Regions from separate parts of the Homo sapiens genome. Here region 2 is linked to region 1. Evidence: read pairs that join two places in POLR2A ChIA-PET (ENCODE). Cell type or tissue: PC-9. All regions are shown on one strand. Each heading gives the region's core, and the rest is flanking DNA. Links, peaks and the distances in the headings are about the cores only. Region 1 has its middle 17 kb from the start of AKR1C2. Region 2 has its middle 22 kb from the start of AKR1C1.

Region 1 (5,264 bases), core at 265-5,264:
GCTACACACTTTCAAACAACCAGATCTCATGAGAATTCTATTATGAGAAGAGTAAAAGGAAAGTCAGCCCTCATGATTCAATCTCCTCCCACTAGGCCCCTCCTTCAACACCGGGAATTACAATTTGACATGATATTTCGGTGGGGACACAGAACCAAACCATATCGTTTGGTATTCCAGAATTTCTGCCTTGCTGTTGCCACCCTAACCTCTGGTGCTTCCTCTTAGCAATTTTTTCTCCTCTGACCTCACCGTGCTCTATGGTTATAAATCCCCTCTTGTCTTACTTGGAGTCAGAGTTGAGCTTCAAGGGAACCAATACATTTTGCACTAAAATAAATTTCTTTGACACATTTCAAGACAGCTATTCAGAAGGGCAGGAAATACGAGAAGAGCCAAAAAGCTGTCTTTAGTGGGAAAGACTTGCATCTGTAGAGAAAATTTGCATTGTTACAGCTGGGCTTTCTCTGAGAATCTCTCTTGGATAGAAGAAAGATTAACTGAGAATCTGATACCTTTAAAGGTCTAAAGAAAAACATTTCCCAGCTGTTCTCTCTGAGGGCTGCTTCCTGGGAGATTTCATCTAAATAATGAAACCTCGTTTGCTAGCCAGGCTTGTTCTTCTCTCCATCCCATAACCTGTGTTGCCACTGTAAAAAATTTTGCCAAGATTTAAGTGCAATGGTGCAATCACAGTGCCCTGCAGCGTTGACCTCCTGGGTTCAAGCAATCCTTCTACTTCAGCCTCCCAAGTAGCTGAGACTACAGACAGGTGCCACTACACCCAGCTAATTTTTAAAATTTTTCCTTTTAGCAGAGACAAGTTCTTGTGGTGTGTTCCAGGTTGGTCTGAGCTGAAGAGATCCTCCTGGCTCAGCCTCCCAAAATGCTGGAATTATTGGTATGAGCCACCACGCCTGGTGATCTGGCTGTTTTTCCTGCATTCTGCCTGTAATTGTTTTTTAGGGTCTTTTTCCACATGTCTCATGTTCAGAGTCTCTAAGGCACATGGTGTAGCTGAGCTGATTCACCCCTGTCCTGTATAGAGCACCATGTGGGGGAAAGTTCCTGGTCTGCTATGCCATCGCCCAGCCAAAGGAGGGCTGCCTTTGCTCTGGTTTCACATTCCTGTTTTAAACAGTCATGCCCAGAATTGCTTGGCTACATTGTGACCTTAATGAAATATCTAGTTTGTGAAGTCACAGAATTTGCTTTTCATGAAACTAGAATCTCTTTGAGTTTGGGAGTCTCACATCCCATTAGGGTCCCTCTTTTAGCACCTCACTAAGATTATTAAAATTAATTAAAACTTTTGGATGAACTAGAATGTCTGCAGAAACCTCTAGCCATTTTGCTGGTTCGACAGGATAACCTTTTTTCCACTAAAGAATATTAGTGTTAGTTTAGTGATGAGGTTAATATTCCCCATTTTTCCCCTCTCCCAACCCAAAATGTACTAGGCTGAGTGTTAAAGACCAAAGACTAATCACTTGGACAAAGGATTCCTTGTATCCCCACAAGTCCTAGGTATTTTTCTCTCATTGAGAGCAGAGGGCCTGTATTGATGCCTGGACATGGGATTTTATACCTTCTTGGCATCCAGGGTTATACAATCAATAAACAGAGATGGTATAGAAAAATCCCTTAAAAATGATGGGTCATGCCAAGACTACAGGATTTTCTTTCCTCCTGTCACTTGTTACAATGATTTTCAAGTGGAAACTTGAGTTCTGCATTTCTCAGTTTTTCTTGACTCTCAAACTAGCTAAACACTTCATTCTTCATTCTTAAGAGATTGGCACCAAATCACTTTGTCCTGTTTGGGAAATGCAGTGTTTCTCCTTTGGGTGCATTTTTGAAGACCAAGGCAAAAACATTAAAGTTCATTTTTATTTTCTGTGTGGGTAAAACATTTGATTTTACTGAACATGCTCCATAGTTACATGGCAGGATGTTTTGATTGGCATAAAAAGTAACCAAACTTCCAAATGCGAAGTAGGTCACCGGAAGAGTACAGGACTCTTTGTGAGTTGTTTTTCTCTCCAGTCCAATATTTTCCTCAACATGTTTTCTAAATAACATAGGAATTTCATTTTGGAATAAGCAAGTCATTTAAATTTATTCATAGGTATAGGAGGGTCCAGAAATGTTAAGAACATATATGATTTCAACCGTATACCTTTGCTTTATGGGATAATGTAGTCAGTTGAAAATGTTTTCTGTTGAAGCAAGTGACTGCCTCATTATTAAATAAGAGAAGAGCAGCTTGAGACGGCTGTTTGCTGAGCGATGTGTGGAGCAGGCCCATTTGCTTTCATGTATCAGACATGCCTGCTCTACCCCACCCCTCATTAAGGCACTCACATTCACCAGGCATGATCATCTAAAAGTGATTTGATAGTGTTATCTCCAACCTCCTTCTCTGGAAAATCTTGCTGACTCACAGTGACTAGGGGACTTGGGTGGCATTTTAGACCTGCCAATCACCAGCCTGGATCATTGCACCTGTTCTGAGTTGCACCGGTCTTTTACTTTAGTGCCAGGTGGTTGGAAAGAGGCCCATGAAATAGAGCTGCTCATTTTTAAATTATCCCTTTTGTTGAAGCTTTTGTTCAGGAGGCAGGAGTGGGGCCACCGGCTGTGGACCTCATGGTACACTCTTGTTTTTAAGACGTGTTACACAGGGTGAAGGAAAGCAAAATGTGCTACTCAAAATGTACTTTTCTGGCATATTTTTATATGACTATTCAGAGGGGTCACAATTCAGAGAGGCTGCCGACACACAGAAAGACCTGAAAAGCTTTCTTCTCTCGCAGAGATTTGTAAGTGCTGAGGAAATGTACATTAGTGAAGTGAACAGAGGGTAAAAGCCTTTCTCTGAGGACCCCTTTATATGCCTTATTGGATCAAAGAAAGATTAACTTCCAGGAAAAACAGACTAAGATCCTGACACTTTAAAGGTCTGTCTGAGAAGCTTCTCCACAGGCCGCCACCTGCCTTCCTGAGAGCAGCTTGGGGAGCCCCTGAGAGGCTCACATCTATGTGGGGACAGCCTTGGCTCACCATGTGTCTCTTCCACTCCCCCATTACCTGAGACTCCACCTCCCCCAGAGACCCCAAACCCCTGTTCTCTCCGTAGCCTCAGGATGTGATGAAACCCTCTGTCAACAGGAACGCCCTGGAGTCTCTTATTTGCAGGAATCTGATGTCCATGTACGTGTATACACATTTGCATGTCTTTTTATATTAACCTTTCACTTGTCAGTTTGTTTTATACACTCTAATTATCAAAACTTCAGAAGAGAGAGGGAAGAAAATGCCCTTTGTGCCTACATGGGTATCTGCATTTCCCATGCAAAGCAGAAAAGGTGAAGGAAAGTAATAAAACCCAGTCCCAGAAGTAGCAAACATGGCCCTGACAATGGCAATGAAGGAATAGTGCATGGCCTAAGATTGGTCTCCCCATGACTGAGGACCATCAGGGCCAAGTCTCTTGTCTTTCCTTCCTCCCTTCCCTTCACCCCCAACTGCACACAGCCGGACACAGGGCACAGTTTGGTAAGAGCATCTGATTAGGGAGGGTAACTGGGAAACTGTACATGAGAATGTGCATGAGTGAGGGTGAATATGTTAAGAATTGAGGGGAGGAAAACCTATCCTTCTGCAAGTCTATTTACCTATCTACTACGTTTTTATATGTTAAGACTTCTGAGAGCCTGCTGTTGGGTGTGTAGTGCGATCCTCTGGAAGGAAGTTGAGGAAGACGCTGTCCGTGCCTCACTTTCTCCTTGGGGTTACAGGAGCTTTCTCATAGACACCTGACAGGGGGATCTTCTGTATAGGACCCGCATATTTGTGCCCATTGTGCAGTAACTGATCAACACACAGAAATAGTGGCTGTTGCAGCAGAAAAGGGGTTTAATAATTGAATGGCAGACAAACGAGGAAGTAGGAGGAAACTTCGAATTCACTGCCCTGAGGAGTTTTAGACAGGGGTTTCAAGGGAATTTTGGCAGGCAGGGGGCTGAGGAGCAGGGCGGGGTGCTGACTGGCCAGGGTGTGGACTATGAAAGCCTAAGGATGTGGTAACTGCATTGTGGGGCTGAGTCAGTTCCTCAGAGGGGCCTGTAGATTGGATGGCATCTGTGGAACTGTTATAATGCATGATGCAGAAAATATCTTGAGTGGAAAACGTGAGATTTCCTACTGTTTGAGACGTTACCTATGAGGTTAGGACCTTGTGATACAGGGTACATGACTCTAAAGAGTAAGCAGTTATATGGAAGTGGGCTACAGGGCAAGCTGGTTAATGTACGCTATGCTTTCTTTCAGACTTTATGCTTTTGCTAAAAACCTAGACATTTACTTTCATTAATTTGATGAGGGTACTGTCACCTCCTCCAGTGAACACACTCATTCTGAGGGACAGCTGGGTTGCAATAACCATCAATCAACGTTGTCACAATGCTTGCATTGATGGAAAGCTTTCCTTCATCTGAACCAAAGGATTCCTCCATAGTAAGCAATAGGTCATGAGAGTCTCTGGGAAATACTCAGTGTACACAAGAAACATGTTTTGTGGTTAACAACAAAATCCTTTACCTTACTCAGGGGAAGCCTGTTGATCTCAGCACATCTTTCAGCCTTGGCACCACCCAGTAATTTCTTAGAACTTACATAAAAGCATCCAATTAAGCATAATTCTGAATATCGCTCACTAATCCTGACTCTGCTTCCTTCGCAGCTATAAAATCAATAACAGAAATGCTCCTGTTTCACTAATTTTTGTATTTTGTTTTTAGTAGAGATGGGGTTTCACCATATTGGATAGGCTAGTCTTGAACTCCTGACCTCAGGTGATCCACCGACCTCAGCTTCCCAAAGTGCTGGGATTACAGGCGTGAGCCAACATGCCCAGCATGAAATACGCTTTCATATAATTCTTGAATACTCCACTTAGAGGCCATTGCAAAACCTTTCCTGACACTCCTTCTTCCCCATCTTCCAGGATTGCATGTGTCCTGTTTCCTTGTGTGCCATGCTGTATTATAATTGCCATTTGCAGTCTCACCTTTTGTTGGCTTCAAGCTGCAAAAGTTGTAGTGATTTTTGTGTAGACAGGCAGAACTTAGCTAGTGCCTCAGCTTGGATCCTCAGTGGGCTGCAATGAAGGCATAATCCAAAAGCAGGGTCTCCCAGAAGCCTCAGTGGGGAATGACCTGCTTCCAAGGTCATGGGTGACTGGCAGAATCCAGTGCCTTCCG
Region 2 (5,494 bases), core at 250-5,249, 79 kb before region 1:
GATGACTGAAATAAAAGTGGGAGAGAGCCTAAGGAAATTACCCTGGGGACATCATGGTGCCTTGTGGTGCTGAGGCTGTGAGCTTTGAAGTGGGCAGCTGAGGGCTTGGAGGCTTCTGAGAAACATTCAGACCTCCAGGACCCTCTCTTGAATTCTGACCCTGAAGAAGAGGTGTCCAAAGAGCGATAGACTCACCAAGACAGTGAAACTCGCTCTATTTAAGTCAGAGTCATCTGGAGAATGGATAGAATGGAGGACTTACGCATCTCTTTCAATAAAGTATGTTTCTTCTAAGTGTAACAGACATCATCATGCAAAGTAGGTTTAGGGTGAATGCCATGTCGCCTCTATTTTTCTCTTGCAACTTGGATATATCAGAATGAAAGCTGACAGAAAGAAGCAAGAAGTCAGGAGCTCACGTTCTGTGTTCTTCCCCGCGGAGATGAGGGCTCCTGATGAGTGATCAAACGCTAGAAGGGGGTGAAGAGTACCACATTATTACCAATGCCCAGGACAGATGCCAAGCTGGGCAGTGATGGCGTGCAGAAAAGCCTCAGGGGAAAGACACAGCAGAAGGGGAGAGGGAGCATTTCTGTCTTTGATTCCACACCTGGGAAGGAAGCAGAGTCAGGATTAGTGAACAATATTCAGAATTATGCTTAGTTGGATCCCTTCATGTAAGTTCTGAGAAACTGCTGGGTGATGCCCAGGCTGAAATATGTGCTGAGATCAGCAGCCTTCCCTTGAGCAAAGTAAAGGATTTTGTTTTTAACAACAAAACACATTTCTTGTGTACCCTGAGTGTTTCCCAGAGACTCTCATGACCTAGTGCTTACTATGGAGGAATGTTTTCATTCAGATGAAGGAAAGCTTTCCATCAATGCAAGCATTGTGACAAGTTGATAGCCATTGCAACCCAGCTGTCCCTCAGAATGAGTGTGTTCACTGGAGGAGGTGACAACATCTTCATCATATTAATGAAAGCAAATGTCTAGGTTTTTTAGCAAAAGCACGAACTCTGAAAGAAAGCATAGTTACACATTAACCAGCTTGCCCTGTAGCCCACTTCCATGTAACTTCTTACACTTTGGAATCATGTAGTCCCTATCACAAGGTCCTAACCTCATAGATAACATCTCAAACAGTAGGAAATCTCACGTTTTCCACTCGAGATATTTTCTGCATCATGCATTATAACAGTTCTACAGATGCCATCCAATCTACAGCCCCCTCCGAGGAACTGACTCAGCCCCACAATGCAGTTACCACATCCTTAGGCTTTCATAGTCCACACCCTGGCCAGTCAGCACCCCGCCCTGCTCCTCAGCCCCCTGCCTGCCAAAATTCCCTTGAAACCCCTGTCTAAAACTCCTCAGGGCAGTGAATTCGAAGTTTCCTCCTATCTCCTCATTTGTTTGCCTTCAAGTATTAAATCCCTTCTCTGCTCAACAGCCGCTATTTCTGTGTGTTGATCAGTTACTGTACAATGAGCACAAACACGGGGATCTTGTACAGAGGCTTGTCCTGTCAGGTTTCCACTGGAAAGCTGCCATAAGCCCAAGGAGAAAGTGAGGCACAGACAGCGTCTTCCTCAACTTCCTTCCAGAGGATCGCACTACACACCCAACAGCAGGCTCTCAGAAGTCTTAACATATAAAAACGTAGTAGATAGGTAAATAGACTTGCAGAAGGATAGGTTTTCCTCCCCTCAATTCTTAACATATTCACCCTCACTCATGCACATTCTCATGTACAGTTTCCCAGTTACCCTCCCTAATCAGATGCTCTTACCAAACTGTGTCCTGTGTCCGGCTGTGTGCAGTTGGGGGTGAAGGGAAGGGAGGAAGGAAAGACAAGAGACTTGGCCCTGATGGTCCTCAGTCGTGGGGAGACCAATCTTAGGCCATGCACTATTCCTTCATTGCCATTGTCAGGGCCATGTTTGCTACTTCTGGGACTGGGTTTTATTACTTTCCTTCACCTTTTCTGCTTTGCATGGGAAATGCAGATACCCATGTAGGCACAAAAGGGCATTTTCTTCCCTCTCTCTTCTGAAGTTTTGATAATTAGAGTGTATAAAACAAACTGACAAGTGAAAGGTTAATATAAAAAGACAGCAAATTTGTATATATGTACATGGACATCAGATTCCTGCCAATAAGAGACTCCAGGGTGGTCCTGATGACAGAGGGTTTCATCACATCCTGAGGCTACAGAGAGAACAGGGGCTTGGGGTCTCTGGGGGAGGTGGAGTCTCAGGTAATGGGGGAGTGGAAGAGGCACACATGGTGAGCCAAGGCTGTCCCCACATAGATGTGAGCCTCTCAGGGGCTCGCCAAGCTGACCTCAAGAAGGTAGGTGGCGGCCTGTGGAGAAGCTTCTCAGTCAGACCTTTAAAGTGTCAGGATCTTAGTCTGTTTTTCCTGGAAGTTAATCTTTCCTTGATCCAATAAGGCATATAAAGGGGTCCTCAGAGAAAGGCTTTTACCCTCTGTTCACTTCACTAATGTACATTTCCTCAGCACTTACAAATCTCTGCGAGAGAAGAAAGCTTTTCAGGTCTATTTGTGTGTCAGCAGCCTCTCTGAATTGTGACCCCTCTGAATAGCCACATAAAATATGCCAAAAAAGTACATTTTGAGTGGCACATTTTGCTTTCCTTCGCCCTGTATAACACGTCTTAAAAACAAGAGTGTACCATGAGGTCCACAGCCGGTGGCCCCACTCCTGCCTCCTGAACAAAAGCTTCAACAAAAGGGATAATTTAAAAATGAGCAGCTCTATTTCATGGGCCACTTTCCAACCACCTGGCACTAAAGTAAAAGACCGGTGCAACTCAGAACAGGTACAATGATCCAGGCTTGTGACTGGCAGGTCTAGAATGCCATAGAAGTCCCCTAGTCACTGTGAGTCAGCAAGATTTTCCAGAGAAGGAGGTTGGAGATAACACTATGGAATCACTTTTAGAGGATCACGCCTGGTGGATGTGAGTGCCTTATTGAGGGGTGGGGTAGAGCAGACTTTTCTGACACGTGAAAGCAAATGGGCCTGCTCCACCCTTCAGTGCAAACCAGCCATCTGAAGCTGCTCTTATTTAATCATAGGGAAACAGTCACTTGCTTCAGTAGAAAACATTTTCAACTTACTCTACTATCGCATAAAGCAAAGGCATACAGTTGAAACCACTTGTGCTTTTAACATTTCTGGACCCTCCTATACCTATGAATAAATTTAAATGACTTGCTTATTCCAAATGAAATCCCTATGTTATTTAGGAAACATGTTTAGGAAAATACTGGACTGGAGAGAAAAACAACTCACAAAGAGTCCTGTACTCTTCCGGTGACCTACTTCACATTTAGAAGTTTGGTTAGTTTTTATGCCAGTCAAAACATCCTGCCATGTAACTATGGAGCATGTTCAGTAAAATCAAATGTTTTGCCCACACAGACAATAAAAATGAACTTTAATGTTTTTTGCCTTGGTCTTCAAAAATGCACCCAAAGGAGAAACACTGCATTTCCCAAACAGGACAAAGTGATTTGGTGCCAATCTCTTAAGAATGAAGAATGAAGTGTTTAGCTAGTTTGAGAGTCAAGAAAAATTGAGAAATGCAGAACTCAAGTTTCACACTAGAATATCGTTGTTACAAGTAACAGGAGGAAAGAAAAACCCATAGTCTTGGCATTACCCATCATTTTTTAGGGAATTTTCTATACCTTCTCTGTATATTGATTTTTCAACCTTGGATGCCAAGAAGGTATAAAATCCCATGTCCAGGCATCAGTACACACCCTCTTCTCTCAATGAGAGAAAAATACCTAGGACTTGTGGGGATACAAGGAACCCTTTGGCCAAGTGATTAGTCTTTGGTCCTTAACACTCAGCCTAGTACATTTTGGGCTGGGAGAGGGGAGGTGGAAAAATGGGGAATATTAACCTCACGACTAAACAAACACTAATGTTCCTTAGTGGAAAAAAGGTTATCCTGTTGAACCAGCAAAATGACTAGAGGTTTCTGCAAACGGCTAGAGGTTTCTGCAGACATTCTAGTTCATCAAAATATTTTAATTAATTTTAATAATCTTAGCGAGGTGCTAAAAGAGGGACCCTAATGGGATGTGAGACAAACACAAAGAGATTTTAGTTTTATGAAAAGCAAACTCTATGACTTCACAAACTAGATTTTGTATTAAGGTCGCAATGTAGCCAAGTAATTCTGGGCATGACTGTTTAAAACAGGAATGTGAAACCAGAGAAAGGCAGCCCTCCTTTGGCTGGGCGATGGCATAGCAGACCAGGAACTTTCCCCCACATGGTGCTCTATACAGGACAGGGGTGAATCAGCTCAGCTACACCATGTGCCTTAGAGACTCTGAACATGAGACATGTGGAAAAAGACCCTAAAAAATAATTACAGGCAGAATGCAGGAAAAACAGCCAGATGGCCAGGCATGGTGGCTCATACCAGTAATTCCAGCACTTTGGGAGGCTGAGCCAGGAGGATCTCTTCAGCTCAGACCAATCTGGAAAACACCTTGAGAACTCATCTCTGCTAAAAAGAAAAAATTTTAAAAATTAGCTGGGTGTAGTGGCACCTGTCTGTAGTCTCAGCTACTTGGGAGGCTGAAGTAGAAGGATTGCTTGAACCCAGGAGGTCAAGGCTGCAGGGCATTGTGATTGCACCATTGCACTTAAATCTTGGCAAAATTTTTTACAGTGGCAACACAGGTTATGGGATGGAGAGAAGAACAAGCCTGGCTAGCAAAAGAGGTTTCATTATTTAGATGAAATCTCCCAGGAAGCAGCCCTCAGAGAGAACAGCTGAGAAATGTTTTTCTTTAGACCTTTAAAGGTATCAGATTCTCAGTTAATCTTTCTTCTATCCAAGGGAGATTCTCAGAGAAAGCCCAGCTGTAACAATGCAAATTTTCTCTACAGATGCAAGTATTTCCCACTAAAGACAGCTTTTTGTCCCTTCTAATATTTCCTGCTTTTCTGAATAGCTGTCTTGAAATGTGTCAAATAAATGTATTTTAGTGTAAAATGTTTTGGTTCCCTTGAAGCTCAACTTTGAGTCCAACTAAGACAAGAGGGGATTTATAACCATAGAGCACGGTGAGGTCAGAGGAGAAAAATTACTAAGAGAAAGCACCCAGAGATGAGGGTGGCAGCAGCAAGGCAGAAATTCTGGAATACCAAATGATATGGTTTGGCTCTGTGTCCCCACTGAAAAATCATGTCAAATTGTAATTCCCAGTGTTGGAGGAGGGGCCTAGTGGGAAGAGATTGAATCACGGGGGCTGACTTTCCTCTTACTGTTGTCATAATAGAATTCTCATAAGATCTGGTTGTTTGAAAGCATGTAGCACCTCCACCTTCTTTCTCTCTCTCTCTCTGCCTCTCTCTCTCTCTCTCTCTCTACCTCCCCCTCTCCTGCCAGCCAAGTGAAGACATGCTTGCTTCCCCTTCACCTTCCTCCATCATGGTAAGT

Evidence for each region. Peaks named below come from ENCODE experiments on the same cell type or tissue, not always from the same donor. Only the 100,000 strongest peaks of a DNase experiment are listed, where the experiment ranks them.
Region 2: POLR2A ChIA-PET joins it to region 1 with 15 read pairs; 2 of 35 experiments call an interaction of 5 or more read pairs at or near these places.

What each region holds. Positions count from the first base shown.
Region 1 is chr10:5,017,988-5,023,251 of GRCh38, forward strand. It overlaps a transcript of AKR1C2 not described here. Among named protein-coding and RNA genes, the nearest start is that of AKR1C2, 17 kb to the left of the region's middle. RefSeq lists a cis regulatory region at 2,246-2,603. In PC-9, for the core only: no CTCF peak of the experiment used is centred there; DNase peaks (open chromatin) are centred at 1,154, 2,434, 4,144 and 4,534; H3K4me3 peaks cover 1,129 bases; H3K27ac peaks cover 5,000 bases.
Region 2 is chr10:4,938,787-4,944,280 of GRCh38, forward strand. No RefSeq gene overlaps it. Among named protein-coding and RNA genes, the nearest start is that of AKR1C1, 22 kb to the right of the region's middle. RefSeq lists a cis regulatory region at 2,672-3,243. In PC-9, for the core only: no CTCF peak of the experiment used is centred there; DNase peaks (open chromatin) are centred at 1,185, 2,925 and 4,225; H3K4me3 peaks cover 669 bases; H3K27ac peaks cover 5,000 bases.